Regions from separate parts of the Homo sapiens genome. Here region 1 is linked to region 2. A link is a loop called in an ENCODE intact Hi-C map of the cell type or tissue named here. Cell type or tissue: mammary epithelial cell. All regions are shown on one strand. Links, peaks and the distances in the headings refer to the core of each region. The heading gives the core; the rest is flanking DNA.

Evidence for each region. A loop is a pair of places that touch in the nucleus more often than their neighbours do. Peaks named below come from ENCODE experiments on the same cell type or tissue, not always from the same donor. Only the 100,000 strongest peaks of a DNase experiment are listed, where the experiment ranks them.
Region 1: it touches region 2 in a loop (14-fold over the local background); 74 of 110 quality-filtered maps call a loop at or near these places.

Annotation. Positions count from the first base shown.
Region 1 is chr13:47,771,497-47,776,880 of GRCh38, forward strand. No RefSeq gene overlaps it. Among named protein-coding and RNA genes, the nearest start is that of LINC00562, 160 kb to the right of the region's middle. In mammary epithelial cell, for the core only: a CTCF peak has its summit at 2,834; a DNase peak (open chromatin) is centred at 2,805.
Region 2 is chr13:46,828,605-46,833,988 of GRCh38, forward strand. It overlaps HTR2A (5-hydroxytryptamine receptor 2A), which reads right to left. Exons shown (of 4, transcript NM_000621.5): 4 at 2,942-5,384. Among named protein-coding and RNA genes, the nearest start is that of HTR2A-AS1, 21 kb to the right of the region's middle. In mammary epithelial cell, for the core only: a CTCF peak has its summit at 3,178 (motif pointing right); no DNase peak of the experiment used is centred there.

The DNA of each region.
Region 1 (5,384 bases), core at 144-5,143, 940 kb after region 2:
GGTTAATATTGTTATGTGTGAATTTGATCCTGTCATCATGATGCTAGCTTGTTATTTTGCAGACTTCTTTATGTGGTTACTTTATAGTGTCACAGGTCTGTGTATTTCAGTGTGTTTTTGTAGTGGCTGGTAATGGCTTTTCCTTTCCATATTTAGTGCTTCCTTCAGGAGCTCTTTCAAAGCAGCCCTGGTGGTGGTGGATTCCCTCAGCATTTGCTTGTCTGAAAAGGATCTTATTTCTCCTTCACTTATGAAGTTTTGTTTGGCTGGATATGAAATTCTGAGTAGGAAATTATTTTACTTAAGAATGTTGAATATTAGTCCCCTTAGTTCCCAATCTCTTCTGGCTTCTAGGGTTTCTGCTGAGAGGTCTGCTATTAGTCTGATGGGTTTCCCTTTGTAGATGGCTTGGCCTTTCGCTCTGGCTACCCTTAATATTTTTTCTTTCATTTCAATGTTGAAGAATCTGATGATATTATAGATCTTCTCATGGGGTATCTTACTGGGGTTCTCTGGGTTTCTTAAATTTGAATGTTGGCCTGTCTTGTGAGGTTGGGGAAGTTCTCCTGGATGATATCCTTACGTATGTTTTCCAACTTGGTTCCATTCTCCCAGTCTCTTTCAGGCACCTCAATCAGTCATAGGTTCAGTCTTTTTACATAGTCCCATATTTCTCAGAGGCATTGTTCATTCCTTTTTATTCTTTTTTCTCTATTCTTGTCTGCCTATTGTATTTCAGAAAGACAGTCTTCAAGTTCTGAAATTCTTTCCTCCACTTGGTCTATTCTGCTATTGATACCTGTGATTGCACTGTGAATTTCTCATGTTGTGTTTTTCAGCTCCATCAGGTCAGTTATGTTTCTCCCTAAACTGGGTATTCTGGTTATCAGCTCCTGTATTGTTCTATCATGATTCTTAGCTTCTTCACACTGGGTTACAACATTCTCCCGTAGCTCAGCGTAGTTCATTTTTAGCCACTCTCTGAAGCCTACTTCTGTCAATTCAGGCATCTCAGCCTTTGCCCAGTTCTGTGCCCTTCCCAGAGAGGTGCTGTGGTCATTTAGAGGAGAAGAGGCACTCTGGCTTTTTGAGTTTTCAGCCTTGTTGCATTGATTCTTTCTCATCTTTGTGGGCTTATCTACTTTCCATTTTTGAGGCTACTGACCTTTAAATGGGGTTTTTGTGGGGTCTTTTTTGTTGATGTTGATGTTGTTGCTTTCCATTTGTTTGTTTTTCTTTTCATAGTCAGGCCATTCTTTCACAGGGCTGCTGCAGTTTCTTGGGGGATCGCTCCAGACCCTAGTTGCCTCAGTTTTCCCCTTACCTGGAGGTATCACCAATGAAGGCTGTGAAATAGCAAAGATGGCAGCCTGCTCCTTCCTCTGGGAGTTCCATCCCAGGGGGCTAGTGACCCGTTGTCAGCCTGGATGCTCCTGTAGGAGGTGTCTGGAGACCCCTCTTGGGAAGTCTCACCCAGTCTTGGGGGACAGGATCAGAATCCTTCTTGAAGGAGCAGTCTGGCTGCTTTGGGTAGAGCAGGTGTGCTGTTTTGAGGGGAACCCTTCCTCGTCCAGACTGCCTGGACTCTCCAGAGCCAGCAGGTTGGCAAGGCTGCATTGACTGAACCACAGAGATGTCAGCTGCACCTCCCTGAGGGGCTCCATCCCAGGGAGAGATCCGAGTTCTTTCCATATAACCTTGGCTGCAGTTGCTGAAATTCCTGCAGGGAGGCCCCACCCAGTGAGGAGGGATGGATCAGGTTCCCTCTTAAAGACGTTTTCACTTTGTTGAAACACAAGGGGAAAAAATAAGCTATAAAGTGTTATGTTTATCAAAGTATAAAATAATGATATCCTTATATCTTTTTCTCTTTTGACAGACATTAACTTCTCAAAGGAAGTGATCAAGATCAATTGGAGAGTGTGCTGCTAATGAGTAAAACATGAAGGACTGGAGGAGGATGAAAAGTCATTCTCTTATCTAGCAAGGAATGACAGGAACTCATCTTAATTAGCATGAAAGGAAAACCACCATGGAAGGGAAGACTTTTAGGGAAGGTGTTGGGGTTCCTACCTTGTTAAGGTAGGAAGTGTAGATAGTCCTAAACTTCAAGAAAGTTAATGCAATGAGACCCTTCATAGTGCAAGAGGTGAAAGGGTAAAAGTTGCCCAATCCCTAATAATATAAATTTGCAAAGAGACCTAAGGAATTGTTTTTTGTTGTTTTTTGTTGGGTTGTTTGTTTGTTTTGAGATGGAGTTTCGCTCTTGTTGCCCAGGCTGGAGTGCAATGGCACCATCTCAGCTCACCACAACCTCCACCTCTCCGGTTCAAGCAATTCTCCTGCCTCAGCCTCCACAATAGCTGGGATTACAGGCATGCGCCACCACGCCCGGCTAATTTTGGTTTTGTTTGTTTGTTTGTCTGTTTTTAGTAGAGACCGGGTTTCTCCATGTTGGTCAGGTTGGTTTTGAACTTCCGACCTCAGGCGATCCGTCTGCCTCCGCCTCCCAAAGTGCTGGGATTACAGGCATGAGTCATCGTGCCTGGCTAGGCATTGTTTTGCAAGGAGCAGACTCCAGTGTCAGTTTGTTAACAGTGCTCTTGGGGCTTCTGGTGCCTTGGAAAATGACTTCAATGGGCCAGAAAGAATTGGGTGTCAAAAGCTGTATCCCTAAGAACTCAAGTGTGTGATACCCTTTACTAAACATGACAAAGAAACAGTGGGTTATACACCACTGAAGACTAACCTTTAAAGATTCTCAGTGGCTTACACAGACCTGAGCCAGAAGCAGGCTGGCAGCATCTGTCAAAATGACTGACTGTTCACAGTGACACCGTGTGGCTGCAAGAAGTAATGACAATATCTGACCCATCTCCATGTTTCCCTCACTAATCGCAACCCTTACATACATGTAAGTCCCTAGAGTTCATAAAATATCAGGAAGCACACTAAAAGGAAGATGCTGTGAACTTCCTCCAAATCTGGCATTAGCGAGTTCCGCTTACCTTGTGGTTTTTTCTGTTGTTGTTACTGTTAAAATGAAAAACAAAGAAGTTACAGCCATAATTGTCCTGTAGTACTGTATATATAGCAATTCAAACTGGAAAAAAAATTTGCAACTCATATCACAGAAAGAGGAGCCTTTTTAAAGATCCCTGGAATCCTTTTTATAGAGGAATTATATTGGAAACTCTGGAACTAGATACACCAGAAACTATCAGTCTGAATCCAAGGGGGCTCCAGGCCCCCAACCTCCACAGCTGTGTGGCTGCCTGTGTGGCTGCAGAGGATGATGTATGGCCCAAGAGCACTGCAGAACACTGGGTCAAACCCAGTTTCTGGATGACATAAAACTGGGGAAGAATTTAAATCAGAGGATGATATCACCACATATCTGTGTGCTGCAGAGGATGTTTTTTAAGGGTATGAAGAGGACTAGGTAAGAGTGGGAACAAGATGGCAAGAGTTTCACCAAAGGACAGACAACCTTTTGACAGGTATCAGGTCATAAATAATGTTAGACATCTATACAAGCAAAACATGCCGAACTGAATTTATTCATAAATATAAAGTCTATTCATAAATTATTATAACAGGCAAGAAAATCAATCACATAATACTAATAAGAAATCTCTGACTACCTTGGAAATATGACTATCATCACAATATTCTTAAACACTTTTCTGTTGAAAAGTTGTTTTATACTAGATTTTTTTTCCTCAAATCCAGCTTGTAAAAATTATTTTCATCAAAATGCACTCAAATTCCACTGAAAACTAGGGGATTTAAATGTGTTGTGATGAAATCATGTTTCCAAGCTAATTTTTAGGGAGAATCTAATAAAAGAATTCTTAACAGAAAAGTACAGAGTGCCTGCTGGGATAAAAATGAAGTGAAGTTTCAAGCAACTTTTGAGTAAAAATCTGGTAGAAAACACTATTTTTAACAGAAAATGTGAAAATTAAGCATGTTGTAATGCATGTCATGTTTTCAAGCTAGTTTTGAGAAAAAAAATCAGTAAAAAAACAACATTTGAAATAGAAACATTTGGGATTTAATCCTGTTGTGTTTTCCAAGCTAGTTTTGAAGGACATTTTAGTATAAAAGACATTAATAACAACAACAACAACAACAAAGAACAGTTCAGGAATTAAGCAATACTATTGAAACAATGGACACAGACTAACCCTCCGGAGGTACCCTCAAGTTGACATGAGATTGTCCTAAATATGTCAGAAGTGGTCAGGCCTTTGTGTCATCTGCTTCTCAGCTTTCCCCAGTGACCAGGTATAGAGTGTAGGCTGTCCCCAGGTTTGGGCCAGAAACTTGGGTGAAGCAGTTGCCTTTACCTCAGGGCGATTCCCTAGAAGTGACTGAGCTGTGAGCTGTCAGCAGCCTGGGAAGTGAATGCCGGAGTCCTCTTTGGGGGATCTGGGTAGTGCTTGCAACACTGTGGGCAAAGAGCATCTGCAGGACATTCAGGGAATTTAGGAAGAGGTATGAGACGACACCACAGAGAACTCCAGGTACATCAGAGCTTAACAGTCTCACTAGCTCCAGAACAGATGTCTGAATGAAGATTCAAGTTCTCAAACAGGCAGCAAGAAACTGTTTTAAAATATTTAAACAAGAAAAAGGGAGGGAAGCTAAACAAGGTAACCTTTTTCACCATGTGGAAACTGACATATTCCAACACCACATGCTGTTGAAATACAAGAGACTACTTAGAATAACAAAAGCAAGTTCTATCACAACTTCAGATGAGAAAGTCTGGGATTGCCTTGATGCAGCTGTGTTGTAGTATGTACAGGATGTGGAAGAGAGTTTTTCCTAATTCCCAAAATTTGAAGCCAGCTACCCCAAGCTGAGACCAAGAAAACAACACATAACACACAACTAGAGATGGACACCCACCACGGAAGACTCTCAAAGTTCACTGCCCATCCCTCTCTTAGTCTATAAATGCAAACCTGAGAATCAAAGAAATCATTGGAGGATACAAGTCAATGGAAATGCAGTATTCATTATGAGTTTTCCCCACCCTTCCCTGGGATCCCTATCTCAGGTCAAGCAAGCAACTGGCCAAGAGAATCATTCTACTTGGCCACCAGAAGTGATACTAGCATTTTATTCTCTCACTGGGCAGTGGCCTTGCTGATCTCTCTGTGTGTCTATTTGAGAAAAATGCAAGAGCATGGGGACAGGGTTGCCAGATAAATTATACGATGTATGGAACTTACTTATACTAAAAAATATGCATTGTTTATCTGAAATTCAAGTTTAACTGGACATCAATCACTTCTTGGCCCTTTGGCTAAGATCTAGTGCAAATTCAGCTGGGTGTCCTGTGTTTTATTTGCTCAACCCAGCCATTGGAATTG
Region 2 (5,384 bases), core at 70-5,069:
CTTCTTCCCTCTCTAATGCTGTTGGCTCCCTCAGAGCATCTCCTGCATAAATAACCTGCACCTGAGTCTTAACTCTGCTCTTAGGGTCACCCTAACTAAGACAAGATTATCTGAATAATGGCATATTACTTTTCAATATCTGAAATAAGTGTAGGACAGGAAGTACAAATTGTGCTGTTTTTCTAGAAGACAGAATAAATACTTTTTTAAGGTCTCATAATCTCAATTATAAATGAAAACTTAAGTGACCTTGGCATACTGTCAATGTAAATCTAGCTTTTAAAAAAGAGATCTTCTCTGCGCCATGAATTCTAAATCTATCTGGGCTTTTTAATTTTAACCCTTCAGGGAAATTGAACTCAAATAGTAGGAGCACTTGTTCTTCAGGAAGCCTGAGGGTTATTAAAAAGGCCAATCCAAAATATTGTAGTAGCTATGAAACTGCAGAAGAGAGCCCAACTGTGAGGAAAATGCCAATGTACAAACATTTATGTTGATATTTGCCTCCTGGGCTCATATCTTAGAAACTTCTTAGATACTTAGCAATTTGATTTATCTCATCCCATATAAAAGATAAAGTTGTCATTTATTTGAAATCCATCTAGAGAATTTAAGAAAACATGAGGGTTCTGCATTCCAGATTATCCTTGGCACCTGAAGCAGTGCCTTGGTTCAACAAGGCCTTGTCTGGACTCTCTAGTGTTCAGATAAGCATAGACATAGAAGAGACTCCTTGCTGAGATAATTGACCCTAAGTCCCTTATTATATGCTTCAAGGAGGAAAAACTCAGATTCGTCCAAGGTCAGACAACAGCAGCAGGCTGGACCTCGGTTTCCTGTCTGTCTTCTGCTGTGACTGGGCCACATGAAAAAAGGTTCCAATTGGGTATGAAGACTTCCCATAAAACGCTGGCTCAGATGGACATACTGGTGTTAATATCAAAAAAGAAGGTCAGAGTTGGGCCGGGCATGGTGGCTCACGCCTGTAATCCCAGCACTTTGGGAGGCCGAGGCGAGGGGATCACAAGGTCAGGAGTTCAAGACCAGCCTGACCAACATGGTGAAACCCCACCTCTACTAAAAATACAAAAAATTAGCCAGGCGTGGTGGTGCGCACCTGTAATCCCTGCTACTAAGGAGGCTGAGGCAGGAGAATTGCTTGAACCCTGGGAGGCGGAGGTCACAGTGAGCTGAGATCACACCATTGCACTCCAGCCTGGGTGATACAGCAGGACTCCACCTCAAAAGAAAAAAAAAAAAAAAGAAAGAGTTAAGACTGGTGTGTAAACCATTAAGGAAAAAATTTTTAAAAATTTTGTTTTAGCAAGCCGCATGCCAAAATAATCAGAAATTCACAAAGAAGTCTTGTCTCATTGCATATTTGCTGGGACAAATGCATCATTAATGTTCTTAGTTTAGAATGAAATCTTCAAAGTCTTGAATGTTTCTTTCAAAATCATCATTATTATTGTGGATTAAATTCAATATTAAGTTATAAAACTTTATATAAGTTATGAAGTGTTTGAAGATACTTGTTTTTTTGTTGTTGTTGTTGGTCATTTCAGGGATACCAAGAAAACATTTCTTGTCCCCAAATTTTCTTCTCACTTGTCTCCTTGATGCCTAACATTTTTCCTTTGATTTCTGCCTTTTGGGTTTTCATCATGGTGGGCTGCTGAAGAGATGTCAATGATACACAATGGCATATCAGCTTCAGTTACTTAGTAGTAGTCTTCCAGAGAGTTGACACCCAAGGGAATGGCATATGGGATGGAAAGTTTTTATGTAAGTCATAAGAGAGAGCACCAAAGAAGGGAGATCTGCATTAAGGTGGGGACAAAGCAGAAGTAAATTTTTTGAAAAAGAGAAACACCAAGAGAGTAGCAGAAGCTGCTGAATTATAATATTGCCTATCCCACAGTTTTGGCTAGAATTTGCTCTGATGGCTAATAATTTACAGAGGCTTTGGAGTTGTTCCTTTTTACTAACACACTGATTACATTTACATGGTGTTTTACAAGTTATCAAGCACAGCCATAGGCATGATCTTATCTAAATTACTCTGTCAGTTAGCCAGGATGGGTACCAGCAGCTCCATTTTACAGACAGTGAAATCAAGGCCCAGAGTTGTTAAGAGACTGGTTCCAACTCACATAAGCAGTGAATGGAGAAGCCAACATGGGAACTCTCCTATTGTGGTTTTGACAGGTGATCTTTCCCCTGCACTGCATGAGGTTGGGAAAATATTTTATGCTTTGGAGTCAGATGACCCAGGCTTAAACTTGCCAATTTTCTTGCCAGCAGTGTGACTTTAAATATGTTACTAACTACTCTGAATCTCTGTTTCTTCATCTGTAAAAAAGAAAAATAATTCTACCTTGTCAGATTGTTGTGAAAATTCCATTTGGTGAAGCAAGGAAAGCAACCAGCTTAATGCTTGGCACACAGTAGGCACTCAATATACTTTCCCTGCAGTTAAAGATGAAATGATGAATGAGGGTAACTGTTAAATGACACCATGCCTCCTTGGTTTACTTTAATTCCTGAAATGATCTCCTGTGAAAGAGAGAGAGTGTGTGTGCATATGTTAATGCATCTGTGCGTGTGCACACCTGTGTGCATGTCCTGGTGTACACCACACGCACCTGTGCACATCTCTTAGGGCACTGAAGTTGTTCTCTATGTTCTTAGGCTTCGTGGAACCAGACATAGTGATCAAACATGGAGCATATTTCTACTGCAGATAACTAGAAACTGGATCATGGCGATAAAGCTAATCCAACTGGATGGATCCTAGCTCTGTGACATGGCTGACTTCCAGAAGCACAGGCTTTTTTGCTCTCGAATATCAGGATGATACCTGGAGTTCTGAGTCTGATGACCTGGAAGATTTGGGGTAATTCCGTTTAGTAGACACAGCTATGGACTCACACAAAATTCATTCATTTTTGAGTCTACTTTATTTACAGTTATTTATCCTTTCTTGAAAACTTTTAGCATCGCCTTGATTAAAATAAGTTCATAAAATAATCTTCACTGTATTTGTTACATATGGCACAGAATAATTTAGCACTTTATAAATATGTCTCATTGATGCACAAATGGGAGGAGCACCCTTTGCTGAAAGCAGTACAGTGACTTAGTTCAATTTGGCTACGGTAGCACTTTAAAAAATTACCATGAGATGGCGCTGTGGCCAAGTAAATGCAGTATGCTTTAAACAGTTTTCCCTAATTATGGCAGTTAATTGCTTTTTTTTGAATATAGAGGAATCTATCATTCAACTTAAAGTAGAGCAAGGTTTGTTACTCCGTTTTAATAGTATTCATTAAAAGTGAATCCTTTAATCACAGATCCATAAATCATTTGACAACTGTGTTTCACTTAGGTGTGAGTCTGTTTAAAAAGCCATAGTAGTCAGAAAATTGCCAGACTAAACAAAGGGCCCAAAGGTACCATTTTATTTAGGATCAAGAAACTATATATGTGGACCATTGTTTTCGCCATCCTCATAGACTTGTCTTAAAGTTCTTCCACAAAATTAGATTAATTTCCAGTTTATTTAAAGAGCTGATATTTTTGTTACACTTTAATCTGCTTTGCAGCAATGGAAGGTCATAGAAATATTAGAACATGAATTCACATTTAAATAAACATGATACAAACATGCACACATGTGTATATACTGAGTGTTTTCATTGACTTGCTTTTCGTCCATATAAATATATAAATATTGAATAAAGTGCATGAGAACATGTCTGTACATATATACAGCTACACATTTGCCTATACAGTATACACTTGAATAGATACTTATGGAAGAAAAAAACACATACACATTTGTAATATATAGGTAGTCAAAAGACATCTATCAGGCAACATTAATGTACATTCTGATCAAGATTGAGTATATGGGGGTAGAATCTGTAATCTTTTCCCTAATATATAATGAAATGTGCAGAGTTACAAGTGAAGGCAAAATACATTAGAGTGGAGACATTTTAACATTTATATTTTCATCAGTTAGTATGGTATATCATAAGGAGTAGTTCAGTTCAAATGCAGCCTTGGTACTAGCAGCATATTATACATTCTATCTTTGAAACAGTGAACCATCTTTCAACATATCTATGAGGACATAATGAGAATTTTATGCATTTCCAAATTACACAATGACACTTCCCACATTCTTTAGTTTTCAAATCTGTATTTTTTTCCCAAAGGTTTAGGGCAAACACTATTTCTCATTCAATAGAAATGCTTCAGCATTGTAATCATATATATAACATTGATTCTAATAACAACATGCAATTTAACCTTGAGTGTTATAATATCAAGGTGGATTAACTGTTGTTAATCTCTTTTTCTCTTTAGTAACCATTTCAATGAAATATTATAATATCTGCTTTTCTATTAGGGAGCCCAGTGTCAATGAGTAATACTGAAATGAGTGAGTTTTTGGAGAAATAGAAGAAAAATTTTGCTCAAAACTATGGTAGTTATAAACTGGCTTGAGATTGAGGTGCGTATTTCTAAATTAATTGCAATGTTAAGCCTCAAGTGATATTTTCCCCCTCCTTTATTTGTTTGGTGTTTATTGGTAACCAATCAGGAAAACTTATTTTTAAAACTACTCTCACAGTTGAAACAAACTTGTTTCTGAACCAGGTAAGAAGGAAATAAGTTGAAATGATTCTAAAAATAAGTCTGTATATATTTTTTGACTAAGACCATTTCAGTTTAGTCATTTTCTTTTTTTCTTTCTTTTTTTTTGTGATAGGGTCTCACTCTGTTGCCCAGGAGGAAATGGCAGTGGTGTGAACTTGGCTCACTGCAGCCTTGAGCTTCTGGGCTCAAGTGATCCTTGCGTCTCAGCCTCCCCTGTAGCTGGGACCACAGTTGTGTGCCACAAGGATCAGATAATTTTTTGATTTTTTTTGTAGAGACAGGGAGGTCTCACTTTGTTACCCAGGTTGGTCTCAAACTCTTGGCCTCAAGTGATCCTCCCATCTCAGCCTCCCAAAGTGCTAGGATTACATGCACGAGCCTCCGTGCCTGGCCGAGCCATTTCGTTTGAAGGCAAGGATTTTGTTTTAATTATTTTTATATTTCTCATATCTAGAAATTTGCTTCACACATAAATGTACACTCAATAGATGATTGTGGAACCAAGCAGAATGGTTTTAATAAATAGTATAAACCGATGGATCTGAAAGCATCAGTTTACCTGATGAGTGTCATAGGAAAGTCACCTGCTTTTTACAGAGATGTCCTAGGACTCTACCACTGTCAGTAGCCGGAAACCTGAGTTCATCCTCAATCCTGACACAGTTACATCAATATACATTTACTGCTCAAAAGAGTGCATGCATGATGCAGTCATT